2 separate regions of the Homo sapiens genome follow, and region 2 is linked to region 1. A link is an interaction called in ENCODE POLR2A ChIA-PET data of the cell type or tissue named here. Cell type or tissue: Panc1. All regions are shown on one strand. Each heading gives the region's core, and the rest is flanking DNA. Links, peaks and the distances in the headings are about the cores only.

Evidence for each region. ChIA-PET counts read pairs that join two places held together with the same protein. Peaks named below come from ENCODE experiments on the same cell type or tissue, not always from the same donor. Only the 100,000 strongest peaks of a DNase experiment are listed, where the experiment ranks them.
Region 2: POLR2A ChIA-PET joins it to region 1 with 9 read pairs; 1 of 35 experiments calls an interaction of 5 or more read pairs at or near these places.

What each region holds. Positions count from the first base shown.
Region 1 is chr7:11,470,504-11,486,559 of GRCh38, forward strand. It overlaps THSD7A (thrombospondin type 1 domain containing 7A), which reads right to left. Exons shown (of 28, transcript NM_015204.3): 7 at 11,285-11,479; 8 at 3,831-4,065. Among named protein-coding and RNA genes, the nearest start is that of THSD7A, 350 kb to the right of the region's middle. In Panc1, for the core only: no CTCF peak of the experiment used is centred there; no DNase peak of the experiment used is centred there; H3K27ac peaks cover 552 bases.
Region 2 is chr7:11,359,883-11,374,893 of GRCh38, forward strand. THSD7A (thrombospondin type 1 domain containing 7A) reads right to left here. Exons shown (of 28, transcript NM_015204.3): 28 at 10,483-15,011. Among named protein-coding and RNA genes, the nearest start is that of PHF14, 390 kb to the left of the region's middle. In Panc1, for the core only: CTCF peaks have their summits at 13,851 (motif pointing right) and 14,064; a DNase peak (open chromatin) is centred at 13,989.

The DNA of each region.
Region 1 (16,056 bases), core at 7,250-9,749:
ACAATACTGTATTAAAAACTACATATTTAATAATAATTAAGATAATAAAACTGTATAAATCAATCTGATAAGCAGTTTTTGCTTTATTCCTGCTTTTATTTAGTGCATCTATTTGTGTTTTCTTTTCCATTAGTCCCTAGTTTTAAATGATGGGATTTAATCTTTTTTATGTTTTTATAAACTACAATATCTTTTTTGAAACAAAAACAGTGAAGATAAATAAAGATAGTAAATCAGTAAAGAAAACTAAAATACTGTATTTTTGACATAAATTATAGTAAAATTAACTACTATTTTCAAAATAACAGCAAAAATATATTATTTATTGGGAACACAACAGAAAGATAAGGATGAAGAACACTGAAATGTCTAACTTCATATAAGCTTTCACTTCTTAAGAGATAATAGGAAGCTGATGTATAGGTTTTAAATATACTGTCTTATTCAAAATATACTTAGTATATAATTTTTTACACTTGAGCTTAGCCAAAAGGCTGAGAAGTAATAATTTTTAAATTTCCCAATTCTTCTCTGCATTTTTACAATCTGATGCTACTATTGCTAGAGGTCAAATGCTGATAATGAGCCTTAACACTAGAAAAAGATGTAGCTTAGAAAAGTAAAATATAATAATATCATTCATATAATTAAAAGTAACAAATAACTTATTCTGATTCCTAAGCAATTCTCTTTTGAAGTCATATAAATCCCTGCCATGTAAGCTAACAGGCAATGAAAAAATAATCTAAACAACTAGTATAGTTCTTGCTAAAATAAATTGGCAGATCAGTGGGAAATAGGATTTTAAAATACTCTATATAAGAGAATTCAAATATTTTGTAGCTCAAGTTTGTCTTTTGTCAAGTAAGTTAATCAGGTTTTCAGAAGTGAACTACGAGTGAAAAAAGTCAACATCATTAATCTATTTCCCATAATTTCTTTATAGTATTTTGCTGATACTTCATTTTTGACATATCTTGTATTATAAGTATTTATGTAAATTTTCTTCTTCATACATAGATACTATGCTTTATTCAATTATATAGATCAATGCTCTCCTCTCTTACTTTAAAACCCCAGTGTTTATTTGGAAGTGGATTTTAAAATATTTAAGGATTCAACATTTCAAAAATAATCTTTTTGATTTATCTTGCGCTGGAATTTCCCTAATTTCTATGACTATTCAAAGTCACGGACAACAAATAAATTTAGATTTGAATCATAGAAGCAAATTTATTATTACATGTTAGATTATAAATCAGTAGAATTACAATTTAACCTGCATTCTTAACCAGGAAACATTATATGGCAAAACTCCACATATAATTCAGTTAATTCTTTTGGAACTATGAAATTATTGGTCAGTAATTATTATTGTCAGCACTTTTGTTCAATAAGGCAATTTTATAACTTTAACAATGAGAGAGCATTACTCAGTTGCATGCTCCTCAGATATTAGCCCTGAATAAATCAATGAAATTTACAATGTTATCATTGACAACCTCCAAATATTCTGTTTTAGTTGAGAAATAGTCACAGCAAGATACTTGGCTGACTGTGGAGAACAAAATTACAAACAACAAAGTTGTTAAATGAACACACAAAGATAAATTATACAGCCTAAATTACATCCAATAAAATGAATTTGGACTTCCTTTGGCAAGGCAATTGGTTCAGTCAGCAGGCTTCTTTTATCCTTTGTACTGTTTGTATTTAGTGTTTGTGGTTTAAATCAAGAAATTGATTTCCCCCCAAATCTTATTCAAGGTCAAATTAAACAGATGTGATAGGAACTGAAGTTTGTTACCGGGAGGACAGATAAGATCAATAACATTGATTTTACCATTGCACAGTAATCTGTTTTATTAAGAGAAGTTTAAAACAAATTTTCAATTTGCATTTTTTGGTTCATATACCTAGTATTAGAAAGAATTCACTGAATTTAACCTAGCATGTAGGGAGAAAGGCAATAATATTTTCTTTTGAATTCACAGTATTTGCTTGATTTTCTAGAATTTGAGAGGTAAAGTACATCCATTTGATTTAACAAGTCTATAGATGCACATAAGTCATTGAATGAAGGCTGCAAGGGTGAAGCAAATTTTTAATGAATTATTGTGGTAGTATCACATGGGGCTTCAGGATACCCTTCCCACTGATTTAATGCTGTTAATCCAGCAGGCTCTTTCACATATAGGCGTGTACATATGTACATCCATTACTCAGGAAAAATATTTTGTAGCTTATGTAAGTGAGGAAAATGTCAAAACAGCAACATTTGAAAGGTGATTAACCGTGGGACAGGAACAGAATGAGCTCACTGGTAGAAGCTCAGCACAATAACCCTCATCCTGCGCCACAACAGGTTGGTCCTGTGCCTGCGTAGTGAATATTTCTACCTTTGTTCTTGATCCAGCAAGAGTCAGAATCCTCCAGGACTTGGGACATCTGCTCTTGCTGTTACCACTTTTGAATTTTAATACACTGTACATTAATTTCCTGAGTTAGATTCATCACAGCTTTAGCAAAATTTCTATTAAAATATTGGTTTGAGGTTACCTATTAAACATGTGAAATAGTCTTTCAATTTATTCAAATCTCACTGGCATGTCTTCTGTGTTTCCTAATTTCAAGCAATATAAAAAAATAAATTGTGGGGCAAAATATCCCTAATGTCTGGAACCCTGGCCAGACACAAACATCTCATAATGGGATTCATATTTGTTTCCCTGGAGTTTTTCATGCATCAGAGACATTATTTTCATTTTCTTGGAACACTAAGGAGTAGCTGAAATTCTTAAGAAAAAGACCAATTTCTAACATTTATTGAGTGCTTAGATTACTATTATATGTTTCATTAAATCCTTTCAACAGACTGCAAAAACTGTTGGCCAGAGTAAGTTAGGTAGCACGCTGAAGATTACACACAATATTTAACCACTTGGCTGAGTATTTAGTAAATATGAGGCCACTTTTAAACCCATGCAAAAATCGACTCATTTATCATTTCATATCTTACATGGCTAAGGTGATTTGAATTTTTAAAAAGTATGTTAAGTTTTGAAAAATAAAGCTTTTTCCCCTCAATTTTTTAGAGTAGATTTATTAATTTTCTCTATGAAGTGATTAGCTCAGTTATGCCATTATTTTTGTTTATACTTCTCACAAGGCACATATAATATGTCGACTCTCTGGTTCTTTGTTCTCCCCTCCAGCAAAGTGTTTGCCCTGTTATTATAGTACTCAAAAGCACCCTGAGAAAATGATAGTTTTTCTACTTATAATAACACTCATCCTATCCCAAGGCTCTCTCTTGGAAGTAAATGGTTTTTACTCTAACCATTGAAAGACGCAGTAAGTATGCTTCGGTATTTTTGATATAGTGTTTTCTAGGGGAAATGAAAGGCAGATCATACAAGGCTTCTACCCAATTAAACTAGATTGGGCAGCCTCCGTAGCCTACGGGTATATAGGAGGTCATGGATGACCTACACTGCCAGGACCTAGTACACTGTCATTATTGATCAGCCAGGCTTACGGCAAGCACTTCTTTCATTGCCTCACTAGCTTAATAAAAGCAGAAAGTGCTACTATAAAACAGAGAGTAGGCACCAGATAGAAAGATTTCTACAGAATTTATGGTTCCCCAGTATAAAACTCAAAGCTGTTATAGCTTTATCAGTGGCTGACTTTCAAAACAAACAAATCTTGCTCTTGAGGACAGGTATGACAAGCATCAAAATGTTCCATTTCATGAAGCCAGTGAAGCCTGAGCCAATCCTCTGCACAGGTGGCTACACGATTTACTGTTGTCATTCTAAAGCTCTTACTTTTTGGGTCCCACTTGGCCCACATTGACTCGCACACAGATGACTTTTCTTGTCTGCATGCCGACAGAGCAGGAGGCCTCCCCATTCCAAGTCGTAGTTGTGTTGAAGGACGATACTGAGGTGTCCTCAATGCACTGGCCCCAGGGACCAGTTTGCCAGTGGTACACTGTGCAAGGATGCTCATTACAGCTTCGTACTTCTTGCAAAGCACTGCTATTTGGACAGCGAATTCCACCTAAAAACATGGACAATGATAGCAAATTAGATACGGTGCCAACAGGAACCTTACCATACTCTGTTCTTTGGAATTAACATGGCTTAGAAATAAAAAGTGACTTTTCTTCCCCACATCAAGTTCATAAATACACGCAATATTTATGTGAGATGCTTCAAGGGATACCTACAGGGGTTAAAAATAGTTTCTGCTACACTCAAGGATCTCATAATGTAGTAGGGAAAAGTAGTAGGGGAGATAAGGATACAAATGAGTATAATTCTAGATAGAATGAAATAATTATATTGTGCGGTATTTAGTATAACTGGGATTCAAGGAGTACAATTTCACTACTTTTTGGAGTCTGAAGAATGCCTCAGATTGAAAGAGGCACTGAGAAAAATTTTGAAGGAGTAGGATTTCAATAAGCAGAATTCTGGGAAGGGACAGAAGGAAAAGAGAATAGTATCTAAGTAGAAAAATAAATAAACAGAAGCAAAGGCATGCAGGCAGGTGTGACCTTGGCAATTAACAATATTGACATAGTCAATTGGAGTGTAGAGTTCACATCAGAAAGTAATTGGCAACAAGAATAAGAAAGTAGACTGGGCTTATGTTATAAAGAAGCTATTAGTGTGAAGAGTACTATTATCATAATACTATAAATTATACTTTTAAGGTGCTTCTAACGTTTCCTGCTATTGTAGCCTGAATTCCTTTGACAGCAGACCACTGCTGGGTGAAAAGTGCATTGGCAAGGATATGCTTTGGGGGTACCGAATTGGAACAGCATTAGCTGTGGGGTACTTCAGGAGATTCTGCGGCAGCACAGCCCCACCTCCCGGTTTTTCTTTGCAGAAACAGGCAGAAGACTGTCCACCGTGAAGCCTGCGTAAGTCCTGTGTGGTGGTCAAGTAGTGACAGATTGAAGCAGAACTCTCTTTTCAAGGTCAATAGTGGGAGAATGGGGAAGTGATGGTATTTACTTAGAAATCAGGGTTATAAGTATATATATAACATATATGTATATATAACATATATGTATATAACATATATATAACATATATAACATATATATAACATATATATGCATACATGTAATGAATCCTGCATTCTTCAAATTTTTCTAGGGAATATGGGTACTACCTGGTTACTATAATTAAAATCATTTAGCTGTAAAAATTGAACAAGTTAAATAAAAATATTCTTCTCAATGTTTTGCATTGTAAAATATGACTTCTGAAGATAATTATTTGAGAAAAAAATGACATAATTTATTTCCATCTGCATCTATTCTCTGCTTGTATAAGACAGGTGCAAAGACATTAATATTTGGTTGATGAAGTTCTATCAGGTCATATTGAACTTAACAAAAATAAATACTTTCCTTTTTTTTTTTTTTTTTTTGCTCTGTAAGAATAATTAACTATATCATGAGAGTTAACAAATTGTATACCCAGTGGGAACCATTTAAAAAATAACCTTTTCCTTTTTAAATGAAACTTGTTAGGATCTACAATACAGGTTCAAAAAATTGGTAAAGCTAAAAGTCTAACATTAATTTTTAACTTTTTGTTCAAATTCAACTATTTATATTAAAAATATGCCAGGCTTAAGTATTAAAATGTTGCCTCCCTTTAGAATTTCCTAACATAACTTTAAAATATTTTTTGAGACAATTCCTACAGTTTATACAATATTTATACGTTAAGGCAAGAATATTAAAAAGTGAATCACTTTTATTTAACCAGAAGTCAAGCCTCTGGAAGATACACACACACACACACACACACACACACACACACACACACACACCATTTTTTTAAGTGTAAAGAACTAATTTTACCTTCTCCAGTACATTAACTATCACCAGTTGCCAGTACTTGTGATTTGGTTTCCAAATGACATTTCAATAATTAGCAATTTTATGACAATTTTTGTGTATTGATAATAGATTATATAATGTTACTCAAGATTGTGTAGAAAGCACCAGGTACAGTGGCTCGTGCCTGTACTTCCAGCACTTTAGGGGGCCAAGGTGGGCAGATTGCCTGAGCTCAGGAGTTTGGGACCACCCTGGGCAGCACGGTGAAACCTTGTCTCTACTAAAATACAAAAAATTAGTCAGGCATGGTGGTGCTCCTGTAATCCCAGCTATTCAGGAGGCTGAGGCAGGAGAATCGCTTGAGCCTGGGAGGTGGAGGTTGCAGTGAGCCAAGATCGGGCCACTGCACTCCAGCCTGGTCAACAGAGAGAGACTCCGTCTCAGAGAAAAAAAAAAAAAAAAAGATAGTGTAGAAAGCGATTATATACAAATTCATTTTCATGTTTAATTCTGAACTAATTTCAAAATTACAGTGAAATTAAAAGTATGATATAAATACTTTTCTTTTCCTGGACCACTTGGAAAAAGATGAAACGATGTCCATCACCCTAACTATGTTAGTGTGTACTTCCTATGATCAAGAGCATTCTCCTATACATAAGCAATTAAATATTCAAAATCCAAAAATCAGAATATAAACAGATAAGTTATGACCATTGAATCCTCAGACTGCATTCAAGTTTGCCAACTGTCCCAAAATGTCCTTTACAGCAAGATGATTTAGTTCAGAATCAAGCATTACATTTAGATGTCACACTTTGTTAGTCTCCTTAAATCTTGAACAGTTTTTCAATTGTTTCTTCATTTTCATGGCTTAGACACTTTGGAAGATTAAAGATTATTTTGTACAATGTCTTCCAATTAGAGTTTATCTGATGTTTCCTCATGACTAGATTCTATATATGCATCTTTGATAGAGTTATTACAGAAATGATATCGTATTCTCATTATATCATACTGAGGACACAAGATTTTGGTTTGCTTCATTATTGATAATGCTAACTTTGGTCACCAGATTAAGGGGGTGTCTGTCAGACTTCTCTATTAGGGAAATATTTGAGACTATATAACTACAATGCTTTTAATGAGATTGAATTTATTCCTTTATTTATTTATATAATATGTGGATCCATGGTTTCCTATTTAATGGTCTGTTGGTATTATTATTTTGTCATTAAAATTGTTTGCAAATGTGGTCAGTGGGAGAACATTCAAGTTGGCTTCTGTGGCCTTTTGACAATTCTCTTTACTTTCTACCACAAGATCCTCCTGGCCCATCTTGTACTTCTTCTATTGCAGCTGTGGAATCAGCCATTTCTCAAAGTTTCCCTTGTTCCTTTTGTTAGACAATAGTATTAGAAACCAAGATCTGACTGCTGCAGCTACTTACTTCTGTTGAGGTCTTGCTGCTCTCAGGTCTTTTCAGTGAATGAGGCTAATATATGTCTATATGTATATAATATGTACATATTTATATTTGCACACTTACATTGATGTTTATTCTATATTTATCTTTACAAATTGAACACCATGAATTCAAATAAATTAATAACATCCAATTCCAATGCTGTACCACAGAGTGTACTAGTTTTCTTTCCTAACATATTTGCAACTCTCTTCTCCAGCAATAAAAAAACCAACTCTCACTATGTTAAATACATGTACTTATTTTGTCAATTCCCTCTCACTTCACACTCCATTACCCATTGTTATCTCCATTGCTATACCCACAAGATATCTTCATTACTCTGCTCATGATCTGACATCCTACATGAGGCCACCCACATGACAGAAACACTCCTCAACTGTGTCTGGCTGTGACACCCCATACTGGGCTGGCCACCTTGATGCTGGAATTCTCTCTTGACCCAGCTATGCTCTGACATCCAGTGTAGAGTCACTCTTCTATCCTCTCATACAACCCATGTGCCCCCTGTCCTTCACCCTGCTCACTGGCTCTGAAAATGCATGCCAGGCCACCTCTTTTCCCACTTTGGTTGCTCCTCACCCAGTTGGGCTCTGACAACCCACTCTAGATCACCAACAGACCTCCTATCTGCTGGCACAGATGCCCAGCTGCTTGGCTTTACCAAATGGCTTTTTGGATAGAATTGTTCAGGAAAGGAGAAAAAGAGCCTAGCAATAAAAGGAAGTGAAAGAAAGGAAAAGGAAAAGCAAAAGGAAAAGCAAAAGGAAAAGAAAGAAAAGAAGTGCAGTATGAGGAAGAGAAAGTGCCATTCTATCATTCTGTCATTCATTTAAGAGGAACAAAAATAATTAATCCTAACATTTTCACAATGTTAGGAGCCCTGTTTTATCTACTGGATTGGGGCCATCGATAGATAGATACATACATACATATATACACACTGATACACAATAAGAACACTGAGTAAATCAGGGGTAAGAGTACTAGTCAATACTCCTCTCATTTTAGCACACAATAGGATTATATTTCCCTCATTCGCCTTGAAGTTAGGCATAGTTATACAACTTACATTAACAATGAAACGTGAGAAATGACATAAATCACTCTTAGATGGGAGAATTTACTTGCTGATGCTTAAAATCGACAGATAGATTCTCCAAGTATTTTCTTCCTCTGGCACATGAAGATTGTGGAACCAGGTCTTCATATGGTGATGCAATATTGTGACATTTCATGAAGGACAAATTGCCCTGTAGAGTTACCCAAAACTGTAGCTAAATTTCCATGAGGAAGAAGTAAATAAAGCTTTGTTCTTTAAGCTCCTGAATGTCTGGGCTGTCCATTACTGAAGCACAACCTAGTCTATCCTTATTAATTACAAGGAGTTATCCAGCCTTCAGTATTGTTTAATGGTGGCATTCTGATTAAGATAAGTGAAAGTATAGGTTGGAGCATTTATTTCATAAATCCAGATCTACTTTTCGCATGGACTTGTCCTGTATGTTATTTCCCTAGAAAATCATATAATTTCTTGTTTAAACACTTCATATATCATTTCTCAAATGTGGCACTTTCCTTTAAAGTTATCACAATCAGTGTCTGATCCACAGAAATTTAAGAACATTTATGACACAAAGCACTAATTCTTGAAGAATAATGGAAAGACTGACTTTTGTGTAGAATTACAAAGGATTATCTAAGTGGCAGAGAAACACATTTTAAAACTTCCTGCAGATGCTGTTCCTAAATCATTAAAAATAGTTCAGAATTAGGAAAGATTTATTTTGAGTAAGAGAAAATGTGTTTCAGTGTCCAACAAATAATAGGTACTAAGTAGGCTTTGAAGTACAAATTTCTCATAAAACATGTTTCAGTGTCCACTAATAGGTACTAAATAGGCTTTGAAGTATAAATTTCACATAATTATACCAGCTTTTATAAATGTTATTAACAGAGGTAAATAGCAGCAGAGACAAATAGCATTGACAGAGTTTCTTTTATGGCTTCCATGTTTTACAATAATGTATTATATATTTCAAAATAGCTGGAAGAGAGGATTCTCTATGCCCTTGCTAAAAGAAATGATAAATGTCTGAGGTGATAGATATGCTAATTATCTTGATTTGATTATTACACAATTTATCCATATATTGATACATCACACTGCACCCTATATATACAATTATTACACGTCAATTAAAACAGAACTATATTGTTTTGAATTAATGCCCTTATGATTTACTATATAAACATCTATAACTTTCCAGCATGACTTGCTTATAATGCAACCACTAAACTTAATTAAAAATTATTGAAGCCCTACCCTTTCAAACTCAGTGGATGATACATATCAAAGAGCAATCACAAATTTCTGCCTTTAAAACATTTCATGACCTTTCCGTGTGAAGCATCATGTCTACAGGAATAATGATCTGGTGAGTTCTGCAAGCATGGCAAAATCCTTGCCATGTGACTCGGGGTGGGGTGAAAAGTCATTCATTAGTAGTCACACAGCAAGTGTCTGCAGAGTATAATGAATTTACAGGAAGCAGGGTGACCACAGATCTAATTTTAATGAAGCCCAAGGCAAAATCTGAGCTGATAGAGTTTAAAGCCTTCATACAATCTTCACGAGGTTAGAGTCATTGTTTGACAACACAAGAAATATAATTTTCTTTGTAAAAGGTTGTATTTTTCAATAGATACACTTTTTTTTTGGAGCAAAGAGTTAAATATATATTAAGGTGGTAGGAAAAAGTTTTTGAACACTATAAAGAAAATTCTAAAATTTCACACAGGTTGGCTTTTCTGTGTGTAAAATGTTTTACGCATGTAACACTCATGTGCAAAGGCCAAGGTAATTATAGGTGTGCACAGTTGTTACACACACAGATAGCAAATTTGACTAGGAACACTATGTTTCTATCACTAAAATACTTCATGAACAGAAAAATAGAAAAAGTATAGGCAACACAAAACTCCCCCCAAATCGATAATTTGGGGAAAACATAAAATGTTATGCTTATTACAAATAGAAATAATTATTTATCAGTGCTAAATGTGAACAAAGAGTCATTTAGCTTGATAATGTTTAAATAACATACACTTATATTCTTGAGAAAGAACATGCCTTAATATGAACAAACTTGATTTACTTTTATGCTTTTCTCACTCTTGTGTTATTTTTCAGAAAGACAAGATTAAGTATGACATTATATTACCCAGTCACACAGAAGCCAAATTAGCATTTGGATATCATCTTGAGAGACAATTACCAAGAGCCTTGTATTTCTTGGCAATAAAGCTTGCAAGTGAGGTCTGAATATGTGACAAACATGCTTTATTCACCCTATAGGGTGAAGAGATTTAGGAGCAACATATTTTAAAAATGAACAAAATTTACATATGAGATTTCTGGACCTCGGAGCCTATGTTCAAGAAACTCAAAGAAACTGAAAATTGCAATTTTTGGTCGAACAGTAGCTATTCTTGTGATTTTAAATAAACTTTATGATTGGATATATATACTTATTTATGAGAAGGTAGAATATGATTTTCAAAAGATAAAACTGACTTCTGAAATTCAGAAAAAAACAATGAAACATCTGAAATTTTGGGAGCCATTTTCAGACCTTCTTAAAGGCCTAACACTTTGGTTTACAAAGAACTCTAATGACTGGAAGGGTGGGAAAAAGCAAAATGAGTTCACTTTTAAAAAGTCTTTCTCCTTTGTTAGAGATCCATTTTCAAGATTAATTTTGGGGGACAGAATCAAATTGCTCAACACATCAACAGATATTAAATCTTGGATGGCTGAATTTCTGGTTGTTGACTTTCATAGAATATCATCTTTTCCAGGCTACACAAAAAAGATGCACACTAACTTTTGAAACGAACCTAGATGGCGTCTGAAGCTGGCGACTCACCTTCTTCACCCGCATAGGCCAGAATGGATCGTGCTCGTATCTGTTTCCCTTCTGTCGTTTTCCCTGAGCAGGTGTGTGAGCAGGAGGACCACGTAGACCATGTGCTGAGCACACAGTCTTTCGGGCATGGGGCATCACAGGCCACAGGGATGGGGAAGATGGCATCTCTGCACAGCTGTCTGTCAACTTCTTCTCCTGGGGAAAACATGACCACCAACAGCTATTATTGTTAAATTAATGTAAAATGAGCAATTTAAACCAGATGGGCACCCAGATAAGTTACATTATCTTTCTTTTGCTCTTACTTAAAAAAACGTAGCCAAAAGAGGGATTGCCTACTATAGCCAGATGTTAATAGAACACCAGGAACAAGCATATATACACACATATACACTCATGACCCTAAATGAGGCTTCTTTCATTATCAGGGTATATCAAGCACATTGCTGAGACGATTCTTATGCCACAGACACCTGCCCATTAAGTACTAATTTTTATACTTGTACTCTTAAGTTGTAATAAGGAGCATCAACAAAGCATGTCCCCTCTTTCTTTTTTGGAGATGAGCTATGATTTACAAATAATGACTCTATCCATAGCATCTATCATATGTTTTCATGAACCAACTAATAGGTGTCTATTTACAAACTCTCTTGTGTCTCTCAGAGTAGTTATTTTCATACAATTGGCAACCTTCTTCTTTCGTAAAAAATTGTTTGTTAGTTGGAAATAGACAGGAAATGTAAATGATGGGATAACATTATAAAGTCACTGCTTAAGGTGATCCCAGTTGGAGAGGGAGGGAAACAATAGAAAACAAACAAATGGCAGAAGTAATGTGATGTCACTCCAGTGCTTAATATTTTTCATTAGTTCCCTGTTGCTCTTAAGATAAAGGGCAGATTTTTCAAGTTTACAAGACCTCGACCTCAAATGACCTCGCTGTGTTTCTCTTCCTAGCCTCATCTCACTTCACTCCCTCATTTTGCCCTTGACACTCTAGAGATTGGCCCAAAAATGGACACTTATTTAATATTTGCTGAATGCGTGAAATGAGATATATAAAAGGCCAATGAGAAACAAAACATTGTTGCTGTTAATAAATGCCAAAAACAACCAACAGAATAACCAAAACAGGGTAGGAGAAAAAGTCTGAACTCTATGGTTTAGTTGATTAATATAGGTGGTTAACGAGGTCAAGGGAACAGAACAGAATGAAATCATACACAATCAAACAAAAATTAACCTGCTATTTTGGCACAGAATATAATCATAATTCTGGGTGAATATATAAAAAGTGTGTGCCTCGCATTAGGCATTCAGGTGAGAAAGGGTGACTCACCTTGCCATTCCTTACAGAGGCTACTGAACAAAATAGTCCAAGCTGTTTCTCACTTGGGGAGTTAGGAGCATCATTTTAATGTACACTCCTTTATTCATATGCTTTAAAAACAAGACAGAAAATCAGAGTAAATTGCAAATGCTCTAATATGTTAATAGCTACTAGCTTGCAGAGCCTTTAATCATGAGACAAAAATCAGAAGTCAATTGGAATGCACCTACGTGTTAATAGCCATTACATTGCAAGGCCTTAAATCATTAGACTTACTCACTAGTAAGTAAAGAAGGCTCATTAAAATTGCAATTGAGTAAATATTTTATTATTCATTCTTATTTAGCTACTCTAATCTGTGGGAGCTCTCAAATTTTGTTTTTATTGGTGTTGGGTTTTGGCATGTATCCCAATTAAAAAAATGTACTAAACAGATAGTAGATATATAGGTACATAGGTAGAGTATGAAAATCATTATTGTATAAGGCATTTAATATTTTACACTTGACATAATAATGATGACTCTTTTTTCTACTAGGCTTTTTCTTAGTGCAAGGGGTGCTCTCTTATATCTTATTTTCTTCACTGCTGTCTTTTATTGTACCATCTACCTTCTCTCACTTTTGTTTCCAATATTCTGTGGAAAGCAAGAAAAGTTTGGGGCTAAAGTCTATAGCTAACAAACGTCATATTTTTATTTATCCTCTAATAGTTACCTAATCTTTTCTATTCAGAAAAATATTTATTCTGTGGCAATGCAGACTTTGCTACAAGGGTGCCATTAGATTAGCTTGCCTAGCGTAAGTAATGCATTTTTGTTTGTTGTCATGTAAACCAAAGAAATGTGCAATTTTGACCTTTCTTCTAAGTTATGCTTTTTTCCGCACTCCCCCTGCCCCCCATCCGCCCAGTTTGTGTCCCATATCTTATTTTAGCTCTTTTTCAATCATCTTGTTCTGCTTGGCCAGGTGTACTTTCCTGTAGGATCACTCCTTCTACCACCCTTAATCCTCTGTGGAGCTATTAAGACCCATCTAAGATCCAACATCTGAGATTTCCCTGATGGTTTTAGAATGATTTCTGTACCATCCCCAACCCTTCCAGGTATGATCTTGTCCCTTTTTACTGTTCTGATCACTGTCTCACATTTAGGTTGAAGCTTTATGTTCTGGCCATAATGACTTTTTTCCCTTTCCTCCTGCAAACGAAGCCCATTGTTGTCTCAGCAGTTTTGCACTTTCTCTTCACTTTGTATGAAAATTTCAGGTCTTACACAGAATCCTGTTTTTCAACATTCAGGTTTCAGTTCAATTTTCTCCTTCCTAGAGGAGATTTCATTGACCATACACACTCTCCCAGTCACTTCAGTTTATTTTCATTATACTTTTAATCACCACTAGAAACTATTTTAATTAATTGGTTAATATGTTTATTGTCTGACTATCACTAGACTAAATGAGGGTGTTATCCGTATCTGTCTTGGTTGCTACTTCATACTTAGAACCTAGAATAGTGCCCGACACGTAGGAAGCACTAAATCATTTTTTGTTAAATAAATACATAAATTTTAAGTTGTGCTAGGAAATAGAATGTTGGTCTAGACAAATAGAGATCTAAGCACAGTATTTCTTGTCATGCATTCGAGTGCTCTAGGGCCTCCCGAAAGTGTATTTAGTGGATAGCAGCACATGCATCCCCTGGAGTTTGCTGGAAATGCAGCCTCTCAGACTCAACCCACTGAATCACAACCTTAATTTTTTTTTTTTTTTTTTTTTTTTTTTTTTTGTGGAGACGGAGTCTCACTCTGTTGCCCAGGCTGCAACGCAGTGGTGAGATCTTGGCTTACTGCAACCTCCACCTCCCAGGGTCAAGCGATTCTCCTGCCTCAGCCTCCCATGTAGCTGGGACTACAGGCATGCACCACCATGCCCGGCTCATTTTTGTATTTTTAGCAGAGAAGGGGTTTCACCATACTGGCCAGGCTGGTCTCGAACTCCTGACCTCATGATCTGCCTGCCTCAGCCTCCCAAAGTGCTGGGATTACAGGCATGAGCCACCGCACCCAGACTCAACCTTCATTCTTAAAAGATCCCCAGGTAATTTCTATGCATATCAAATCTAAGAAACAATGCTCTAGAATTTTTCTCCATTTATTGTCTTCTGGTTTGATTAGAACCAGATTGTCTCTTGACAGGCAGGTATGTAAAACAAATTCATCTGGACTTCATACCTAATAGCATTTGCTTCTCTGTGGAGATTCTCCTTATACTTCTCTTCACACAGAGTATCCATGGCTGAAAACATTTATTCAATGAATAGTTGCTGAATGCCCATCTTCTGTCAGGCACTATGCTAAGAATGTATGAATGTTGTATACATCACCTCAGCTAATTCTCACAATAACCTTTTGACATCAGTATTACTATCTATTTTTTACTTTAAAAGAAATTGAGACTCAAAAAGGTTAAGTTATCTTTCTCAAATAGCAAAAGTTTGACTAAAGGAACAGAGAATTGAAATGAGTTTTCACCAATACCCCAATCTGCTTTTGAACTAGATTGGGGTTCTTCTTGGTGGAGAACTGAGGATGCCAAGGCAGTAAATAATAGATAAGGCTTTGCCTCCAAAGAAGTCAAGAAACAGGCACTCTCAAGTTGTTTGTCAACACAGTGATGCATGTTGCCAGCCACACAGTGCTTCAAATACAAAGACATGCATTGTTGATGAGTCCAGTGGGACATGTTTTGGCTCATAGCCATTGAACAAACAGCAACTGATCTATGAGAATATGGAATAATTAAATTTTTGATTTTGCTTTCAATGAATGCTTTAATCAACTCAGCTAATTGGAACCCTTAGGAGCTGTCTTCTTTTTAAGCTAAATCTTCAGCATTCCAGGCATAAGTCATCTGGGAAACCATAGGCAAATAAAATCAAATAAAAAGTTGGGTCAATGGCTATTACAGGCAACTTCATAACTTGTCAATTCCAGCCACTTTTTGAGGCTATTAATTTTATCTTACTTATAAGGTTAATTGAATCTTACTTATAAGAACTTACTCTACTCTTAAGGTCTTACAAGAGTAGCAGAAAATAATTTCATCCCTCTTCCTCACATTAAATTTTGTTTTGGATTGATACACTTTATTTTGATTGGATAAGAACTGTTTTGCATAACATTACTTCAGAGTATATATAGGAGTACATTAAACACGCACATATCTAAATATCAGGTTAATTTATACTCCTCTATTTGGAGAAATGGAAGTTTTGCTGCCTAGCACTATGGGAATTCCACTTTTTCATATCAGCAGCCCCACAGTTAGGACATATTCATCCACCAGATGTCCCCACTATAGAACTATTTGAGACTTTGATTATCCAAGTGTGCATCCCATTAAATCTGGACAGACACATCTGATTATCACTACTGTGATTT
Region 2 (15,011 bases), core at 12,512-15,011, 110 kb before region 1:
TTATAACTTTCCTTCATGAGAATAGGAAAATTTAGGAGTCTTAGTTGTTTGAAAGAAGATTTTGTACCACAAAGTGTGAATATAATCTTAGTGTGCTTTTATTGGTATTTCGTGTCTAGGACAAGGATGGTTTGACTTCATCTAGTGTGTCATTTTTAGTTCTGGGCATTTTATCCGAAGAAGAGTGATACAATGGAGAATGTCTGCAGTGGGATGACTGGAATTATAAGAAGTCTGTGAACCTCAAATCTTTGTGTATTAAAAGCAAGCTTAGATAGAAATCAAAGTTATCTGAAGAACTATGATGGAATCAGGGATATTTTGCTTGAAAAGGAGGTGTGGGATATCATAGGAACTTTAATTTAAACACTTAAAGATGAATAAAGATTGAGTATCCCTTATCTGAAATGTCTGGGACTAGAAATGTTTTGGATTCTGGATTTTTTTAAATTTTGGAATATTGATATTATATAATTACTAGTTGAGCATACCGAATTTGAAATGTCCCAATATGCATTTGCTTTAAGCATCACATAGACACTCAAAAAATCTTGGATTTTTGAACATTCCAAATTTCAGGTTTTCAGATTTGGGATGCTCAACCTGTAATAAGGAAAAAGATATGAATATTCTCTGTAGTTCTAGAAGAGAAACTGAGACTCATTTAACACTTTTAGGCTGCAGGCTTCAGCTCAATAAACTTATAATTGGCACAGTCCAGTGGTTAAGAGGACAGGCCCTGGAGGCTGACAGGCATGTCTGCTTTGTCATCCAAGTCTCAATATTATCATTTTACAATATTGTATTGTGTTACCTCATTGAAGCATTGTGAAAATGAGACAATGATGCATGCTAAGCTCTTAGTTCAGTTAATGGAGTAAACTTAAATAATTGTATCTTTAATGACAACTGTCTCTTTTTACCTTCTATATTAAATCACATATATTTTTATTGCTCTCTCATGTTTTTCATTTATTTAGGGAGACGTTCTGTCTGTCCCACTAGCCAACACTCTCAAAAGGACTATTTATAAAATGTCTTCACTTCCTGACCTACAACTTGCCCTTCCACAAACTTCTGTACCCACCACTCCACTCAGCCAGCTCTGGCAAAAGTCAACAATGACCCAAGTGCCAAATATAACAAATTCTAGTCTTCATCTTATTTTGCCTTCTCTACAATATTTTGACAAGTTCTTTTCTTATCCTTGGCCTTTATATCACTCTCTCCTTGTTCTCTTTCATTTCTACATTAATGTTATCCTTTGCAGATTCATCTCTGTATTTTCATCCATTAAATATTGGTGTTTCTCAGGCTTGTCTGTCTACACAGCACTCTGACTAATCTTATTTAGCTGAGAGCTGACGACTTACAAATTCTGAATCTATAATTTTGAACTTCTCTATTAATTTTATGTTTTTTATTATTTTTTTGAGGCAGGGTCCCACGCTTTCACCCAGGCTGGAGTGCAGTTGTGCAGACTCGGCTCACTGCAACCTCCGCCTCCTGGGTTCAAGCGATTCTCGTGCCTCAGCCTCCTGAGTAGCTGGGATTACAGGTGGTCACCACCGTGCCTGGCTCATTTTTTTGTATTTTTAGTAGAGTCAGGGTTTCACCATGTTGGTCAGGCTCGTCTTGAACTCCTGACCTCAAATGATCTGCCTGCCTTGGCCTCCTATTGTGTTGGGATTACAGGTGTGAGCCACCGCGCCCGGCCTTCTATTGAGTTTAGACTCCAGTGTATAGTATCCTCCTTGCGTAGGTCCACTTGGATGTCCTACAGTCACCTGAAACTTAAAAATTGCTCCCAAATGCAATCTTTATTCTACACTCTCAGTCTTAGTAAATGGATAATTAAGCTGGTACCTGGGAATTACCTTTTTATCATTCTCTTCATCCAAAAGGTTATCAAGTGCTACCAATTCAAACTCATTAACATATCTTGCTGAAATCCTACTCTAATATCTATTACTCCTTCCTTTTTCTTCGCTCTCATTTTATTTTTTCTGGACCAATGCAGTAGTCTTCTAATTAGTTTCCAACCTTGCCCTGATGGCTGCCAGAGTGATTTTTCTATGTAATTTTCAGCTTAAAATGCCTTAAGTTCAAACTCTATGGTATAATATTAAAACTCTCTAAAAATGTTTAAAGGAAGATTACACCAATCATAACAGCATTTATAAAACATGTTAAATGTATTCATATTATTTTGTTTGTATTTATCATTTTATAAGGAAGGCAGAAGTGGTGGTGTTCTCTTCCCTTATATAGAAGAGAAAACCAAAGTGTAGGGAGGCTCAGTGACTTGCTCTCAGACATCAAGCTGGTAAGTGATGAGCACGAGCTGGAACCCAGGCCTTCTCTTTCCAAGTTCCCATTTACATTGCATTATGGCATGGGGCCATGCTGAAGTATATTTTTACCATGTGCAATGTTTTGTATCCTGCTTCTTTTCAGTGAACATTATAAACTTTTTCCATGTCAAAATTCTTCACTAACATAAAACTGAAAATCAGCATAGAATTTAGAATTTTCAGTGTTCAATATGAATGTAACATATTTCCTCTAACATCCCCTAAGATTGAACACACACACACATTTCACAGTTCTCTTTTTAATTCAAAGTGAACTATCCAAATAACAGGCAGAAATAGTCACAAAGGATAAAGTACAAGAAATGATAATAATTCATCTGAGACTATACACTAAACTTTACATATTTATAATTTGATACTAATTCTATTAGGAAAGAATATAGAATAAAATTCTTTGTGACGAAGAAGAATAGTTTTTCTAATAAAAAATGTGGAGCATATATAATGGATGAGGGATAACCAAAACTTGCTATATACACGTAGTAAGAAAATCCCAACAATCAATACTCATTTAATCACAGAACAATGAAAAAGTTATATAAAATCCACCTTACCTATATGTTAGAAATTGATTTCAGTTCACCCATGGATCCAACACCTTTTTAGATAAATGAAAAAAAAATTTTATTAACTGACTTAAGAACAAAAAACTACCTATTAAATGTATGTACTGTTGCTTAAAGAATATGGAATTCTTACCTGTTTCCTTGCAAAAGAAGTAGAAATCTATAGACTAGAGACCCTCTCTAAGAATGAGTCACTGATAAGCACAATATTTTTATAACTTACATAACATTTCATCCATGTGCATTTTTTGAGCATTATGCAATATTTAATTTGCATCAGCTTTCCAAATCACTTACATTTACGAGGTTTCTTTCCAATGGATGTTTCCGTATGACTTTAAAAATAATCATTAAAATTAAAACTTTCCTATGTTTTGCAAACTACTCGGTTTTCAACCAAGGGTACATTCTTGTATTTGAGACCCACCTTCAGTGGGCATTGTCATGTCTTTTAGTGTATTTGAGAGAAATGGATGCATTACCACATTTTGTACATTTATAGATTTTATTCTCAGAAATAAATTCTTTGATGTATTCAACTAGAACTAAAAACACTGAGGCTATTACCCCATTTTTTTACACTCATAGGGTTTTCCCTCCAGTATGAATTCTTTCATATTTTCAGAAAGAACTGGGAAGATTGCATACTTTCCCATATACCTTAAATTCATAGATTTCTCTTAAGTATGAATTTTTTCATGTGTACGATTGAACATATATTTTCAACCAATATCTGTGATGTTGCAATGAAGTGCATAAAAGTTTATCAATATTGAATAATTAGGATTGCTAAAGTGGAATTACATGGTCAAAGGGCATTAACATTTTAAGATCGATATATATTGCTAAATTTCTTGTAAGTCAATATCTTTTCCTTATTAACAAACCTGAATACTATAATTAAAAATATTTCTCGAAGTCTTTATTGCCTTTGATTTCTAAGAGGATAGATACCATTTTTTTCTTTTAACATTTACAGCATTTTCCCAAACATACTAAGAACATTTTGATATATTTAGAAGAGATGCAGAGATGTTTCATTATGGTAATAGAAAGTTGGGGTGGTTCTGACTCTGGAATCTCAGTTTTCTCAGTCTAATCTTTCTTTTTTTCCATGAAGTTTCTAACTGAAGCATCAACGTATTGCATAATATCTAAGGAGATGATGGAGAATGTTTCCCTGTTGAGCAACCCACTATTATTCTTAGGCAGAATTTTCTCATCCACATAGGATTTGTTGTATAACTCTATAATGAGCAAATCATGATCTCCTTTCAGGGACTTTGCACACAGGCTAACTGCCTGGGACCCCTGTTTCTCTCAATTGTTACATCCTTTACATTTCCCCCTCTTAATGCGCCCAGATCAGGGGGCTGGCTTCCATGTTCTAGTACTTCTTATCATTTTTACCCTACTTAATTTTTCTCAATGGCATTTTCCCACCAACCAGTATATTGTAGTTCCTTGTTTCTTTATTGTCTCTTTCCCCTCATTAGAATGTATGCTCCATAAACACAAGTTTTGTCATGTTTCTTTTCAACTATGCCTTCAAAGCCTAGGATGGTGTCTGGCACGTAATAGATTCTCAGTAATTATTATGAAATGAATGAATGGGTAGAGATGCACACCACATGCCACTGCCTGTATTCAGTGAATACTTACACTACATCTTCTCATTTGTTTGAGAGAAGATGGTTTTCTCAGACTCTCAGCTTTAATTGTCTGCAATTCCTTCTATACTATAGGATAAATATAGTTTGCCAGCAGTTATCACATTAGTGAAGCAATTGAGGAATGTTAGAACTGAATCTTTTCTTGTGGTAAATAATATTCTCATTACACCTGTCCTTGGATTGACCATTGATATTAAGTTTCCCATATTTTTCAACTTCCTCCAACTATCCCTGGATGAAAGACAAAAGCTTCTCATGTGTTTGTTGTTCTTGTTCTTCATAGCCAGGTTCTAACAGGATGTTTTGGGAGATATATAGCAGTAATCCAATTAGGCAAGCATTTGTTCCATTTTTTCCCCCAGAGGTCTTTGATGTACATTTTCCATCTACCTACTTGTTAGCCTCAAAAATTGAGGCTGGATATCTAATCAGAAAGACAATCAGTTCTCTGAACTTCCAAGTTGATGTTTTATGGTTTTCTAAGTCCACATGAGCTGCAAAAGTTTTGCTCATTATTTGGTAAGCACTGACCACTACAGACAGAAAAGGGCCTTTTTTTTTTTTTTAAGCTGTTCTCGCTAATGTTGCAGAAACATTTTTTTCAGTTCATTAAATTTAACTTCAGGCAATTGCTAAAATGTAAGATAATTCCTTTTCGTTATTCCTTTGGCACATCTGAAGTACAGTTTCACATTAGCAACAATGAGCCAGAGGGTTAAAAAATTAAAATTATTTTGGAAGATAGGGACTTAGGCAGAAAAAAAGGTCCATTCCAAAATGACAAATATTTAGCATCATTTTTACTTTTATTTATACAGAAGGACCCTCACTTATGATTGCTTTTTAAATTGGCTTTATAAATGCATGATTAGGAGTAAACATTTTTGAGTTTTATACTACATCAAAGATCTTGAGTCTCAACTTCCAATCAATATTTTGTATCAGGCTGGGTGCGGTTGCTCATGCCTGTAATCCCAGAACTTTGGGGGACCAAGGTGGGTGGATAGCTTGAGCCCAGGAGTTCAACACCAGTCTTGGCAACATAGCAAGACCCTGTCTCTTCCAATAACAACAACAAAAAATTAACCAGGTTTGGTGGCGTGTGTTTACAGTTCCAGTTACTTGGGAGGCTGAGGTAGGAGGATTGCTTGAACCTAGGAGGTCAAGGCTGTAGTGAGCTTATTTTGCCATTGCACTGGGCACATGTGAGACCCTGTCTCAAAAAAAAAAAAAAATAGTTTGAGGCATTAAAAATAAACAGCTTGAGGGCCATTTCAAAAAGATAACTAAGAAATATTTTGTGAATATGTATATGTGCTGAGATTTCTTAATAATTTTACCAGTCCCCAATTCTGACAAATTAAAGACAGAAATAAGATCTTATAGACAAGATCTTGTGTTATTTAAACTTTTCATCCACAAAACACAGTGAGCAGTGTTTCTGTCTACTTATGTTGTTTCCATACTTTAGTGAATACCAACATGATACAACACATAACCTTGTATTATATTATTGTGCATGTTTTATATTATATATCTGTCACTTCTCTATTCACACATGAACACATGTATATATAATACACAAATCATTATCTGTCAATCATCTATTTCTAGACATTGGGGTCAGTTTTTAGAAGTGGAATTACTAGGTTAAAGGATATGTTTATTTATAATTAAAAATACTATTTACATGGCCCTTTATTGACTTGATAATTAATACTACCTCTACTAGAAATAGAAAAGAACGATACTTTTGTTTTTCTTATATACTTGATCGGATAGTGGATTGTCAAATTTCATTTTCCCCATCTATTGCGTCATTGTTTTAAATAACATTTCTTTAATGATAAATGCTCATGAGAATCTTTTTGGTAAGTTCAAAAGCTACTTATTATATTTTCTTCTTTGTTCTTTGGGCCCTCTTCCCATATCCTGACAAAACTTTCAATACAGGTATTTCGTCTTTTCTTGGTTTCCTTTTCTTAAACTTTGTAAAATATGCAGGATCTGACCATTGTCAGTGGTAGGTATTGCTCTTAATACTTCCATACGAATGGACTGTCTCTACACTTGGCATTATCATCTAAGTAAGATAATGTACCAATTTATTGCTACATCCTACATCTGCTTTCATTATAAACCCATAATTACATTTAAATCTTTCTGGCTAGGAGTTGTTGATTTCTGAAAGCCAATATGATGCCTATTCTGAAGAGAATTGTATCAAAGGCCTCTTTAGTTTTTATCACTGAACAAATGTTGCCGTAATGTTTTTGTAACATGCATTTATATCATGATCACTACCAGACATAGCCTCAGTCTATCATTGTAGGAGACATTTTAATTTGATTTTCCTATGGATTATTCCGTATAAAGATTAGAATTCATAAGCATACCAACATTAATTTTTAAGGGTCATTTATATAAGTCTCTGATTATAATCCTTTCCACTATACCTCCTTCTACAGCCAGGATACTTTTCTACTCGACTTATTTTATAAAGCATTTTTTTCCCCATAGATACCAAGGTAGTGCCATCAGAAGAAAAGACCTATACCCTTTGGCAAACAAATTGTACAAAGTGATAAACATTAAGAATAACCCCCTGCCAGCAGACAAATATTGTAAACACGTGAACCTTTTATAAAGATAAATTGTGAAAGGGTACAGTTATACTTCAGCTGTCAGCATAGCCGCTGGAGGGTGACTAGGGATGTGGTGTGACAGGATTCTCGCTAAACTCACTGTGTTTATAAAAGACTGGGACACAGGTCCACGCTATCCACTAAGATGCTGGCTTTCCCTCTGTAGTACTTTCTGGCTGATTCTGATTTTGAAATTCTTTTTACTTCTCAAGGAAATCAAGACATTGTTTTTGAAAAGGAATGGATTTTAAATGGTCTATTAAAGTATTTACATGGTTGCTGAATGTCCTCCTCTATTGTTTCAAAGCAAATTATGGGAATTTGGAAGCACTTTGAATTGTTACTCTATTCTGTTTTTTCCATTTTATTTCTGCTCTGAAGCAAAGAGTATATAATTTGATTATTACTGATATCACAAAATCAATTTTATTTAAGACTGAAAAGTATAATCAGACTGCTTTTATATCCTGGATCAAAGGCTTTTTAGGAATTTGAAATTGTCCTTTGCTTAATTTTCCAGTATTCCAAGCTCTCTTGCCTACTTCCCCTGGAACAATTTCCTATTAATTTAAGTTGATTCACTTAAATTACAATTGAGTGAAAGCTACGATAGAATTATGTATTTTGCAGACCTTGTTTTCAATATAGTTTTGTAAATCCCATAGCCCACATCTTACTGGAGTATCCTTAGCTATTTAGTATCACTCCTCTATGATGCCAGTCTCAGTTACTGTTTTTCTTTCTTCAACTGCTCTGTTACTGTTCTGTTCTTGTCAGCATTGTGCATTCTAAGTGTTTAGAGTAACATATATCTGGCAAGTGAAATGAATATAAGATATATTTATGAGAGTAGAGTACTGACAGCTTTAAGCTATGGATGAGTTAGTTGGTTTTTTAACTCTAGTGGCCTCTTCATAATTAATCCACTATTTATTATTATCTACTCTTTAGTCATAAAACTTGTACTTCACTAATTCTTTTGTTAATTTATTCACCCAAAAAGAAATCATAATTCTTACTATGTGTTGGATATTATTCCATGCGAGGAACAAAACAAAGACCTGGCCTCTCTCATTGTGTGGGAGAGAGAAAAAAACAAACGACAGGAAGATATGTAATGTCAGGTGCCATGAAGAAAACAAAAGAAGGGTAGGAGAATAGAGAGTGATGGGATAGTCAAGGAAGGCGTCTCAGAGGGGGGCCATTTGAGCAGAGACCTGCATGAAGTCGGGGAGCAGCCATGCCTATATCAAGGGGAAGTTTCTAGGTAGAGGTAGGAAAAAATGTCAAAGCTCTGAAGAGAATGTATAGCTTAATAGAAGGTTGGGCTCCAGCTTCATCACTTCCAGTAACACTGTGCTCAAGGGTGAGCATGAGTGGGAATGAGCATGCATAGGGGCTAGCTAGGATAGAGAGAGAATATCCAGCCTCACAACAGGCAGGGGGACAGTGAGGTGGCCACATGGTGGGGGAACCTCTGCCTGAGATGACAACAAAAAAGATTGTGGGGAAATAGAATCCCAAAATTTATTTTTCCTTCTTTACAAAAAACGTTAAAATTTAGGGCCAGGTGAAGTGGGTCATGCCTGGCCAAGGTGGGCAGATCATGAGGTCAGGAGATGGAGAATATCCTGGCTAACACCAGTGAAACCTCCTCTCTACTAAAAATACAAAATATTAGCCAGGCGTGGTGGCACATGCCTATAGTCCCAGCTACTTGGGAGGGTGAGGCAGGAGAATCGCTTGGACCCGGGAGGCAGAGTTGCAGTGAGCCGAGATTGCACGACTGTATTCCAGCCTGGGCAACAGAATGAGACTGTCTCAAAAAATAATAAAATAAAAATTAGTTGATGGCCTAAAATTAACAACATATTGGCATCATCAGAATTGCCATTTGAAAATTATATGCTATAGAAGGTCAAGTCCAAATATCCAGACGTATATGAAAAGATGAAAAGCTGCTCAAATTTGCTACTAGTCAAGGAGATGAAAGCAATGAGAGGGATTGATGTTTTGATTAGCCTGGATTGGAACTTTGATAACTCTGATACTTTGATAACTCTTATTGTTATCAAAAAGCTATGGGATTTGCCTTAGGTGTTACCAAAGACAGGATGAAGGACATTTGATAATGTTTGAAAACAGTAATAGGAAAAAAAAAATGAAGCTGTTTCCTAATTGTATCTACTAAATTCACCCATTTCTCTCTTCCTCTCTCTCTCACTCTCTCTGTTCCATCTCACTCCCCACTATCATATTTATAATGTCATATGATCAGGGAGAAAAATATGACAGGATACATATCAGATTGTTAACTTGAGTTAACTTGGCTGGGAGATGCTATGGAAGAAGATGAAAGGGGGAGGGGAAGTCACATAAAAGTACTGCAATACCAGAAACCCTGACTACATTTATGCATTTTTGTGTATGTACAATATCTTTTCAGAGTAACTGACACTGATGGGAGGTATAAATTGAAGTGTGTTGTGGAATATATACAGACTTTAATGAAAGAATCACTAGGGACACAGAAGTAGCAAAAATAAAATGTAGACCAGTAATATTCATATTTTTGTTTGTAGGGCATAAATTGGAATTGCAAAATAATAAATGAAGTTAGCTATTTGACTATGAAAGTCCAGATTTCTAGAAAAAAATCTGTGTGATACATTGAAAATTTTTTTCACCTAGTTTCACTTGTAATGAGTAATACAGAAAAGAAAAAGACTGGAAATTACCATTTTTTCATCAAGCATGTAGGCTAGCTACATGTTCTGAGTGGTTCACAGATTGAGGGCTTAAATGGTTCCCTACTTACTTACATTTTAGCAAATAGCTATTTCAGAAAATGTTTTAACTGCAAACTACCCCGGAAGTAACTTGTCTTAAGTTGTGTGTCCCTTCCTGAATTTGTTAAGGCATAAGTTTCTGCTTTGACTTTTAGGTTTGGTTTTTTGTGGGTAGACACAGGGACAAGAGACAGTGAGGGATGTGCCTTATGACTGATTGGGTGGGAAAAGCTGTACTCTGTTGTAGAGAGTTTCCCCATCCTCTGCTGCTGCCATTTTTGAATTGACTGGAAACCAGGAGGTCCCTTGTCCATGATTCACCTGGTGGCCTCAGCCAACTTTCAAAGTAAAAGTTTGCATTTCTTGAACTTTCTAAATTGGAGTTGTTATACAACCCAGGAAAGGGCAATACAGTAGGTAAAAGGATTTAGGTATTCACTGGAAAAAAATTTTAATCCATATTTAAGAAGCAATTGGTGCAAATCAAAACACAGATACACATGATTAGAATGAAAATGATTTCCGTATTTATGTTTGTCAGCAATATAGTTATTTACAAATAACCCATATGAAAATGTAAAAAAGCATATTACATCTTCACATGCCATCTGTATTGACTGAATAAAGCTTAGTGACATTATTTGCAAATCTGTAGTTAATTGTACATAGACATTTTGTGCGTTAAAAAGGAAATGTACATAATGTAAAATAAATTACATTACGCAATTTACAAAGTAATATTAACAAAAATTCTTAGACAGCTGCCTCCTTATTTAAACAAAATAAATATTCAGGTAGTTAAATTAACATAAAATACACATTTAGGGAATAATAATTTATAGAAAGACAGATTGCAAATTTTAATAAAGTTATATTTTACAATGATAGATACTGATCTCTTCAAATCTGTGTGATAGAAATGGAGAAAAAAAGTACCAGAAAAGGAATCTAAATGTTTACTTTCTAAAAATAAACACAAACAGATTTCTGAAAAATAGGGAAAAGTTTACTTGAGGGTTAAAAGTAGGTAATCTAGAAACTATGGCTTAAAAACAATAAATCTACAAAACACAACAAGACTGACAATTATATTCTAAATAATATAGAGATTTTTGATCACTGAAAACATGACTCCCACAAACTAAAGCTCTTCATATACTGCCCATTTTTAAGATCTGACTTGGTAGAAACACAGAAAAATAAAAATGCAAAATTAACTGTTTAGCATTAGTTTCATTCATTTAATAATGTAGACATAACCATTTTTCATTGTCCCTGCTAGATATAAAATTATTATAACACACTGCAAACCATCCTTTTTATAAATGGATAACTATTTGCTTGGCTCACACACCAGTTTCTGATACCTGAAATCCTGTCCTGCAGCCAGGGCCACCTGAGGGCAGGACCTGGGGAGACCCTTATTCCCAGAACAAGCAGATGTAGTTCTCACAACTAAACTAGTCCCAGGAAAGATCACATTCTGACAAGATTCCTCACAGATTTGCTCAAGGACTACTGTTTTTTCAACACCCTCAATCTTACAGTGGAAATAGAAGAAGAACCCACACTTGAATTTGGTAATATATTTATAAACAGGAGATCCCAGATCATTTGGGAATTGTGCTTCTCATGTACTATTGAGACCCACGTCAGCTTTAGAACAGGCTCTCCCTTCTGTATGGTACTGAAAAGTACAGTCCTCCCTCACTGTCTTGTGGTGTGGAATGTGAACAAAGACTCGAGATGGAGGCAGGAGGATATGGGATGGTCTAAAGCAAGTGTAGGCATGGACATTTTTACAGAAAAGGGCTTTTTTTTTTTTTTTTTTCCTGCATGCCTTCCACATTTTTCCTTTTCCCTTTATTCATTTCTTTGACCAGTGGATTTGGTGTAAATCAGGATGTTCACACTCTGAGTGAGTGACACTTTGATTCTAATAGGGAAGGAAATATAGGAATTCTTTTTTTTTTAATTAAAAAATTGGGCATGTTTAGTGGGAAGTAGGTAAGAATAGCTGTCAAGAGTAGAAAGAGACCAAGCAGAGAAAATCAGAAAGGGCCAAGGATACAGGTTGTTGGGGGAGGTAAATAAGTGTGTGAGAGGTCTATTCAATTTCTGTGAGAAGGAAGACGTGAATTTACCTTGAAATGCCCAGGAACTTAACAGGGGTCTGATTAAGCTACAATGACCACTGCCACCTACCTGAGGGTGGGGCAGGGAAAAATCAAACTCCTAATACTGTGGCCTAAAGACATGTACATTACGTAGGGGAAAATACTAACCCCATCTAAAAACAAACCTAGAGTAAAAGTCAACATGTTTCAGTGCTATCTTCACTCATTAAGCATTTTTTCCTTCTTTTGGATGTCTGTCTTAAGTACCTATGTATACAAAAGCCATTACTTTTTTTTTTTTTTTTACAATGCCTAGCAGAATGTCTTATATGTCAATAAATATTTGCCTTGTTAGAAGTAATTTGTGCTTTGTTATAAGTAATTAAAAACAAGCTTTTATGCACTCTTTTTAAATTCACTTAAGCTACACCGTAGTATCCTCAAAAAAGGCTTTGAAATTAAGATTACTGTCCACATATTGGATTAGTTATTGATGAATAAGCAAATCAGCCCCTTTCAAAAGAGATCAGTTAGTCCTATTCTACGTGGTTTCTAGTGAAATAGTCCAGCAAAATCATATAATACTGTGTCAAACTTTTTCTGCTCTTCTTTTTTTAAAAACCAAACAACAGACCTTCATTCTAGGGAACAGCAGTTCTACATCTTTTACCCCCTCGGTGAGGTAAAAGTGTCAATAGAGAAGTTACTACTATATTCCCCTCCCAAATTTTTAGAAGGAACAGTAAAAATAAGGTTTTGATGAAATTCCAATAAAATATTTAACTCATTATTGTCTCATGTCAGAAACAAAAATAAGGCCATTTTCATGTTATAAACATGAATATAATAACCTTCCCTTTGTCCAAAATAGCCAGATTGCTACGTTCTCCTCTTTCCACCTTTCTAACGAGGTTATCCAGTATTTATTTATCCTAACAAACAGTGACCTTCCAATATGTTCTCTAATATTAGGTCATGTTGAACCTAATTTCCTCTCTCTCATATATATGGGTGTGTGTGTGTGTGTGTGTATATATATATATGCATGCATATATGCTGTAAAATCTAATTAATTTATGAATAAAATGTATTTTTCATAACATTCTATAATTTTGATTTGCTAATTTAATTCTTATAGGTAGGATGATACTAATCTTTTCTGAATTAATGACATTTTACAATACCTTAAATATAGCTTTAGTAGGTATTCTATCCCACATTTCAAAATTAATAGGTGTTGCACACATTTCATAAGAGGGTTAGCTGAATTTTTCAAGTAACCACAATAGAGTCTTTCTTAACTATTTTGGACAAATGGAGTTTATTTTATTCAAAGAGATCAACTTTAGGATTATCTGGAAGACCCCTGATTATATATATTGACAATCACAGTTTTAAAGTAACAATATTATTTTTTCTTCCTCTTTAATAAAACAGATAAAATGGACTTTGTTTTTATGGTTTTCTTTGTTTAAATCCTTGCTTTAAAGTAAAATTTTCATCTTCCTGACTACCTGTTCTCTTTGAAATGATTTACATTTCCTAATATAGTGAATATTGAATGAGGAATTAGCGCTTACTGCATTTAGTTCTTATTGAAATACATACAAATATTTTCATTTTGGGGACAATGACATCCTAACCTGATGTCTTTTGTAATCTTTGCAAATACTCTAATGAACAGCAGGGGGAGTTCATACTCCAGTATGAAGGTAAAAATACCTTCTAATCCAAAACACTTTTACAGGAACACAGCTGTTTAAGATAAAATAGCATGTTAGTTATATTATTTTTCAAATATCCTGAAAAGCTAGTGTCCTCTCTCACAAAGGTTGTTGCAATAATGTTGCCTGAAAATGGTATTGCTTTTTAATGGCACCTTTTGAGTTTTCTTTTCATTTGCAAGAAGTCTGCTGAGTTAGTTAAATATTGTTCCACTGTGCCATTCCCAGGGCTACATCTGTAGAAAATACAGCTACTTCTGATACAGTGGGAAATGTAATGACTGTAAATTCTCACCTTTGAAAAATGAATGAAAACGAAAGATGACACCATGGAGAGCTAGCATTAAAAAACATCCAGACCAGGGGTCAGCAAAATATGACCTGCAAAGGTGGCCTACTGGCTGTTTTTGTAAGGGAAGTTATATAGGAAAACAGTTATGTTCATTCTTTTATTTACTAAGATTGCATTAGCAGAATGGCAAAGTTGAGAAGTTGCAACATAGACCTTGTGGAAAATATTTTCTATATAGTCCTTTACAGAAAAAGTTTGCCACTCTTGCTCTAGATATGCAATGAAGTCTTGGATAAGATATTTATTCTTCTCTTTTAAAATTTTAGTTTTGAAATCATACATTGAAGAGAGAGATTGCTTCAAATTTTGCCAGTGAGAAAGGCAAAAGACTATGGATTTTGAAATAACTGCCTGCAAGACAGACATTCAATCTGAAACTGGGAAATCAGAGAGAAAGAAAAATCAACATATAATTTTGATTTCCTTTAGTTACAAAGGTCATTGATACATTATTTATTTTCTCCATCTGCTCAAAATTAAAAAGACATCCAGTTCCTTTTTCTTTTTTTTTCTTAACAAAGATAACAAATATAAAAATCTAGTCATAAACAGCCTTCAAAGAACAATTACAAACCAACTAGAGGAATCCACCTTTTAGAGGGTTAAGGGGTTAGGGACTTCAACACTTAAATTACCGCCATGTTGTCAATTTCACAATGGCTGCAGTGATGAGGAAGTGTGTGTACAGCAGGTGTAATAGCTGATTTCATCTTGCTGCCATCCAAACTGAACTTTACTCTCTTCAGGATACAAGAACTTGCAAATGTCTT